2 separate regions of the Homo sapiens genome follow, and region 1 is linked to region 2. Evidence: chromatin loops called from intact Hi-C (ENCODE). Cell type or tissue: ascending aorta. All regions are shown on one strand. Each heading gives the region's core, and the rest is flanking DNA. Links, peaks and the distances in the headings are about the cores only.

The links. A loop is a pair of places that touch in the nucleus more often than their neighbours do. Peaks named below come from ENCODE experiments on the same cell type or tissue, not always from the same donor. Only the 100,000 strongest peaks of a DNase experiment are listed, where the experiment ranks them.
Region 1: a loop joins it to region 2, with 1.9 times the contacts of the local background. A loop is called at or near these places in 2 of 110 quality-filtered maps.

Annotation. Positions count from the first base shown.
Region 1 is chr4:124,201,124-124,204,051 of GRCh38, forward strand. All of the region lies in intron 1 of LOC105377407 (a long non-coding RNA gene), which reads right to left. The region is part of intron 1 of LOC105377406 (a long non-coding RNA gene); the gene reads left to right. Among named protein-coding and RNA genes, the nearest start is that of LINC02516, 360 kb to the right of the region's middle. In ascending aorta, for the core only: a CTCF peak has its summit at 1,173; a DNase peak (open chromatin) is centred at 1,188; H3K27ac peaks cover 1,429 bases.
Region 2 is chr4:123,823,139-123,826,066 of GRCh38, forward strand. The region is part of intron 3 of LINC01091 (long intergenic non-protein coding RNA 1091); the gene reads left to right. Among named protein-coding and RNA genes, the nearest start is that of LINC01091, 170 kb to the left of the region's middle. In ascending aorta, for the core only: no CTCF peak of the experiment used is centred there; no DNase peak of the experiment used is centred there; H3K27ac peaks cover 1,182 bases.

The sequences.
Region 1 (2,928 bases), core at 204-2,703, 380 kb after region 2:
TTTTTTTGTTGTTGTTGATAACTCTTAATTTAAAGTAAACTGAGAGTTTGTAGAAATTGAGGAACCAAGAAAGTTTAAAAAACCAAAAACATATATACATATATAGGTTTATAATTTTATATGCCTTTATAAACATATATATATAAGGTTTTTAGCAGTTTTCTGTCAACTCCACACAGCTTTCTTTAACATAACTGCTGCTATGTTTTCATCCCAGCAGTACAAGAAAGGAAGAGAGGCAGATCAAGGATTAGTTTCTGCTACACTCGTGAATTTTACAGGCTTATCCCAGACATGGAGACGCAATTTGCCTTTTATCTAAATCAAAACTAGTTTGACCATAACCGTTATTGGCTGTGTAACAATAAAGAGGCTTTGATTACCTTTTTAAATTTTTTTAACAAGTGTAAATGCAACAAAAATATAAACTGATTTGAGATTTTTATTTTTAAAAATCCTAAAGACACATATTTCTATGATTTGTATGAGTAGAATTTCATTGCCAAAGTCTCTGGGTTACACCTCGCTATTGGTAAGACTTTTAATAAACAATTTTTAGGGGAAAGCACACATAAGTTGGCAAGATTTGTGCTGCCCCACAAAAGCTATTCTGCCTTCAGATTCTGAGCCAGGCCACCCCTAGAATGTCCATTCCAGCATGAAATGGCTGTCATCAAGCATGATGAGTAAATAAAAGCCTGTGCATTTACTGCAATATTAGGAAATTTTCTATCATCCTGGACTTAACAAGGGTAAAATATGTTTGGAATATCTTCAGTGTGCACAGATCTGGAATACTATCTCCTCTTAGGAATGAGCTAAAAGTAGGCCAGTAATATGTTGGAGGGTGAGAGGCTATAAACAAGGATATATTAAGTTTAGAAACAACAGGAGAGGTGAGTGAATAGGGCTATAAGTGGAGTCATCATTTCTACACACATCAGCGTGGGAAGTGATCATTCTAATAACTCCATTTGTGAAAATATAAGGAGAATTTTGTTATTACACATTGCCAGTAAGTAATCAAACTTATCTCTCCCAAACATATTTGATGTTTGCTAAAGATTTATGTAAGTTATGTTAAAATATTGGTAGACATTGGATTCTCTAACTTCCTTGGGACTTGGAGTTAAACATTTAAACAAGACTCAGCAACTTCCAGTGTAGTTCCTAGGCCATCAGCCAGGTTGTGCAACTCAGCAAAACAGCATGCACTTTTTCCTTCTCGTTTTTTTTTTTTATTTTTTCCTTTTCTTGTTACTGTTTTAAACCACCCCACGTAACAGCTTGTTAAGGGCTTCAGGCTAGTTGGTAGGTGCTAGGTAATGTAAAAAGATTGATGTCTACCCAGAGAAATTTGTACAAAAAGATACTCCAAAAAGATTATACTATATATTAACTGTCAGCTGGTAAGTTTTTTTTATTACTCCATTGGCTATAGGTGTAACAAATATTTATTTTTCATTGATTATTCCTTACTAATAATTATGTTTGTCTCAGATGAAGCATTTCGTACTTTGATATTTGATGATTATTGTTAATTACTTATGCAACTCTGGTCTCTTTCCTTTTGATTGTAATATATTTTCTGACATTAGCAATAATAACAATAACCAACACAGTGGCTCGATGTGCCAGGTTCTCTTAAAGTGGTTTACCTTATTAATTAATTTAATCCTCCTTCATCAGAACTTTGGGAGCTAAGTACAAATATTACCCCCTGTTTGCAGTTGAGAAAATGGAAGTATGGAGAGGTTGAGTAACTTGTCCAAGTTCACACAACTTATAAGTGGTTAAGTCCCAAATAAAACTCATAAATATTCAGTCATGTTAATAATTTATTAACACTATCAATTACTTAGAGATATTATATAGTTATCCCAACTTATATTTAACTAAGACATTGGATTATATGTTGCTACCATGGAAAGACCATTATATTTGAAATAATAATAAAAACCAGTAGCTATATAAAATCTTTTTTCTGCTAAGATTTTCCAAGTGTTTTACACATATTAACCAATTTGATCTTCACAACAGCCCTACGAGGTAAATTCTATTAAAATCTCTGTTTTGTAATAGAGAAATAGGCACAGAGAAATTAAATAACTTGTCCAAAGACACCCAGCTAATATGTGGCAGTGCTGGAACTTGAACCAGGCAATTTGGCTTGACTCTGTTACTTAAGTCTGTTGTGTTTCTCAAAAGCCAAAGGAGCTATATTCTCAGTTTAAATTGGGTAATTTCATTCCAGCTCCTGTGTTTACTTCCATTGACATTTTTATGTAATGTTAGTGGTATGTCTTTATTTCTATATGTCCAATGTCTAACAAGTCCTTGCCATCCATTAAGCAATCAGTAAATATCTAAGTAAATGATATGTGACATATGTGATATGATATGATTGTCAAAATAATTTCTGCATTGAGAAAAATAGTGCTTACACTGACACCACAATGAATTATCTAAAATCCATATAAAGGAAAGTTACTGAATGGCTACATTGAATGCTTTTTAAAATTTCCCATTTCCTAGTGGTTCTTCTCCTGCTTGTTGTACCTGGATTTTGTATTCCTTTAAGCAGAAAGTGTTCAGAAATTTTACTGACACTGTGAAATTTGGCTCAACCGCTGATTCAAAAAATTAGCAGCATCTACCATGGGATGCTGAGACCAATGTCAAGGTCAAAAGCAATCCCTTATTCAGTAGGTTGTTTTGCTTTCCTAATAAATGCCTCTTATCTTCCTTTTGAAGGATGACTTTAAAAGCAGAAATTTGAAAATTTCACAAGATTCGTAATATTAATTCTTTTCTTAAGAAATCACTTTAGACTATAAGCAAGGAGAAAGCTTTAGTAAGGCCAGTCTTAAAGACTCAAGATTTTAAGATAGTTTAGATAAGGTTTGAATAAGCAGCCAAAAGTTCCAA
Region 2 (2,928 bases), core at 308-2,807:
ATATTTCACTTTTAACCCAGCTCCAAAACAAAATAAAACCATTGCCCACCAGGGCAAGCCAGGATTCAGTGTGAAACTCCAGACACTCTGTGCTAGATTTTCAGGACTGCCGTAACAAACTGTCACAAACTTGGTTTCTTAATACGATGGAAAAATGGAAACTTATTCTTTCACAGTTCTGGAGGACAGAAGTCCAAAATCAAGAAATCAAGTTCTTGGTAATACCATACTCCCTCCGTGGGCTCTAAGGAAGAATTTTTTTTTTTTTTTTTTTTTTTGCCTTTTTCAGCTTCCGAGAGCTATTAGTATTACTTAACTTGTGGAGGCAAAATTCCAGTTTCTGCATCCATCTGCACAGTGTCTCCTCCTCTTCTGTGTTTTCTCCTCCCTGTCTGTCAAATATCCTCCTGCCTTACTCTTATGACATCTGTCATGGCATGTAGGTCCACCCAGACAATCAAGGATGATCTTTAAATCTCAAGATCTTTAACTTAGTTACATCTGCAAAGATTCTTTCCCCAAATAGCTAATATTCAGAAGTTCTGGGAATTAGGATATATTCATATCTTTTGGGGGACTACCATTCAACCCACTATACTGCCATATCCAGCCCCAGTTCAGCTCTCTATGCTTACCTCCCAGTGTTTCTTGATAAGTATTTCTGTTTATTTCTTGATCCCTCTCCTATCCCTAACCCACAGACTTTACTCTTTACAGCTTGTTGCTTTTGTTGACCGTATAGTTTCTCTGTCTCGTACAGCTTCCCCCTCCTTTTATGTATCTAGTGTCCAATCTTCCTTCAAGCAGGCTTCCCCTGCCCCCAGCCCCAGTTTCCCCAATTCCAGGCTGAGTCTGGTGCTTTCTTGGCTGCTCTCACTGTACAGTGAACATACTCTTATTCTGTTGCTTCCTGAATTTCACTGGCTGTCCCCTTCTGTATATATCTGTATCCTCCATCAATCTTTTTCTCAAAGAGCACAAACTATGCACAACCTCACTCAGTGTCTGTCAATAACAGGCATTTACTAAGGGTTATTAGATCGGTCTCTAACTTAAAACCTACTTATTCTTAAAATTTAGCCTACAACTTTCTTTACGTTTAAACAAATCTAGCATGTGAAGTATAATTTATTTTGTGTTCTGGTATTCCTCAGTTATCTTTCTTATGCTTGGTTGGTTCACCTAAGTTATTAACTTTAGAGGATAAAATTTGTATCTTCTCTGGTAGATGTATTGGGAACATAGAAATAGCTCGCTAGATTTGTTTACTTAATCCCCAATGGAAATATCAAAAGTATACCTTGGGAGGAAGATAACCTGGCTTAAATTTATCTTTTACTTTTCTCCCCATTAGAGAAAGTCAGACTTCTTAACAGTTTACTAATGCTTTAGAACTAGGAAAAGTTTTGTTCCGATTGGAATTTCTAGTTTCTGGATTTTAACAAACTGTCAGCTTTCATAAAGCAAGTTTGTAGAATTTAATTTTCCTTCCCTATTTTATATCTTAATCATAACCACAGTACAAATAATTTGTTGTTTCAAAATCTCCATTCACTCATACATTTTATTCTTGTTGACCTTGGCTTATGCAATTTGGGTGGAAAGAATCACTAACTAGGAGAGGAATATTTGAACTTTGATTTTATGTTTCAGACAAAGTCTTAACTGAGACTTCAGCCACATGAAAGCATGAAATTATTATCTGCCTACTTTGGGAAAACCACCAGTTTAAAATATAAAAGAATTGTATTGTGTGATAGCTTACTCTAAGAAACTTTATTTTCTGTTCTTAACTACTAAATGAATATTTGGGCAATGGAAAATTTTTGTTTTCTATAGCCTTATGAATGTTAGTCTTAAAATCATTTTAAAAAATTCATCTGGTGTCAGGTATCATTAAAAACTCCATATTTGTGCCAGATTAACTGAAAACTTTGGCCCCAGATAAATTGGTGGATTTTGGCCAAGTTTTAGGCAAACTTGGGTCTTTCTTTATTTCAGGTAGAAAGTACATAAAGCTCTATGGATTCTTGCCCTCTGACCTAAACCAACTAAAATTCAACAATTTGGCTATGATTTCCTTCGAGGTTTCATATATTTTTTCGGCTATAAAATGTGAACCCAGGTCAAGAGGCATATACTGAAGCCTCAGTTTTAGCAAGAAAAATATATATGAACTAAAAGTGGAAATTCTACAGAAACTTGGCTGAGGAGAAAACTTTAAAACTGGAACAATTAACTTAGACTATTTGGGAGAAGTGAGTCTTTCATGTAATTTGCTCTCTTTTTCTGTTCTCATAATTTTAAAGAGTTTTGCGCTAACAGGCTTCTGTGCTGCATTACAATCTTTTGATAGGTTCTGTAGAGAAACTTCTCTTATTTTTTCCCTTTGCCTTTAATGTTTTGACTCTTCAATTTGAATTACTCTTTTATTTCTTTTTAATGCTTTTCTATTATGAGGAACTTAGCAAATTTCCCTCAAGGACTGAATCAGAGGGAACAGTGAATTAATCCAGGCAATATTGCACTCCATGTTATGCTCCCTTGTGATCCTTGTGTTGACCACTTTCTCTGGACAAGGACACAGCTCTGTAACATACCATGACTCAAGATGAGTTTCTTCTGTTTTGTGGAAACACTCCCCAAGAGGTGAAGAGGTGACTTCTATCCCTCCCCTTTGTCTAAACATCTCAGTCCCGGAGCTCACAATTATTTCTAAAGAGTTTCTAGCTGTTCTCACCAGGAGTGTGTTGAGCCCTTATGCAAGTAAAACTTCAAGAGGCACACCTAAACTTGTCTGAAAAGTCTCCTGAAGATCCTTCAAACAACTTTTCTCTCCTTTCTTTTTTTCCCAGTAACCTCTTTACTCCTTTCCATGAAGATTTCCATGCCTCAGAACAAAGTTGACCTCATCTTGAAGACAGGATA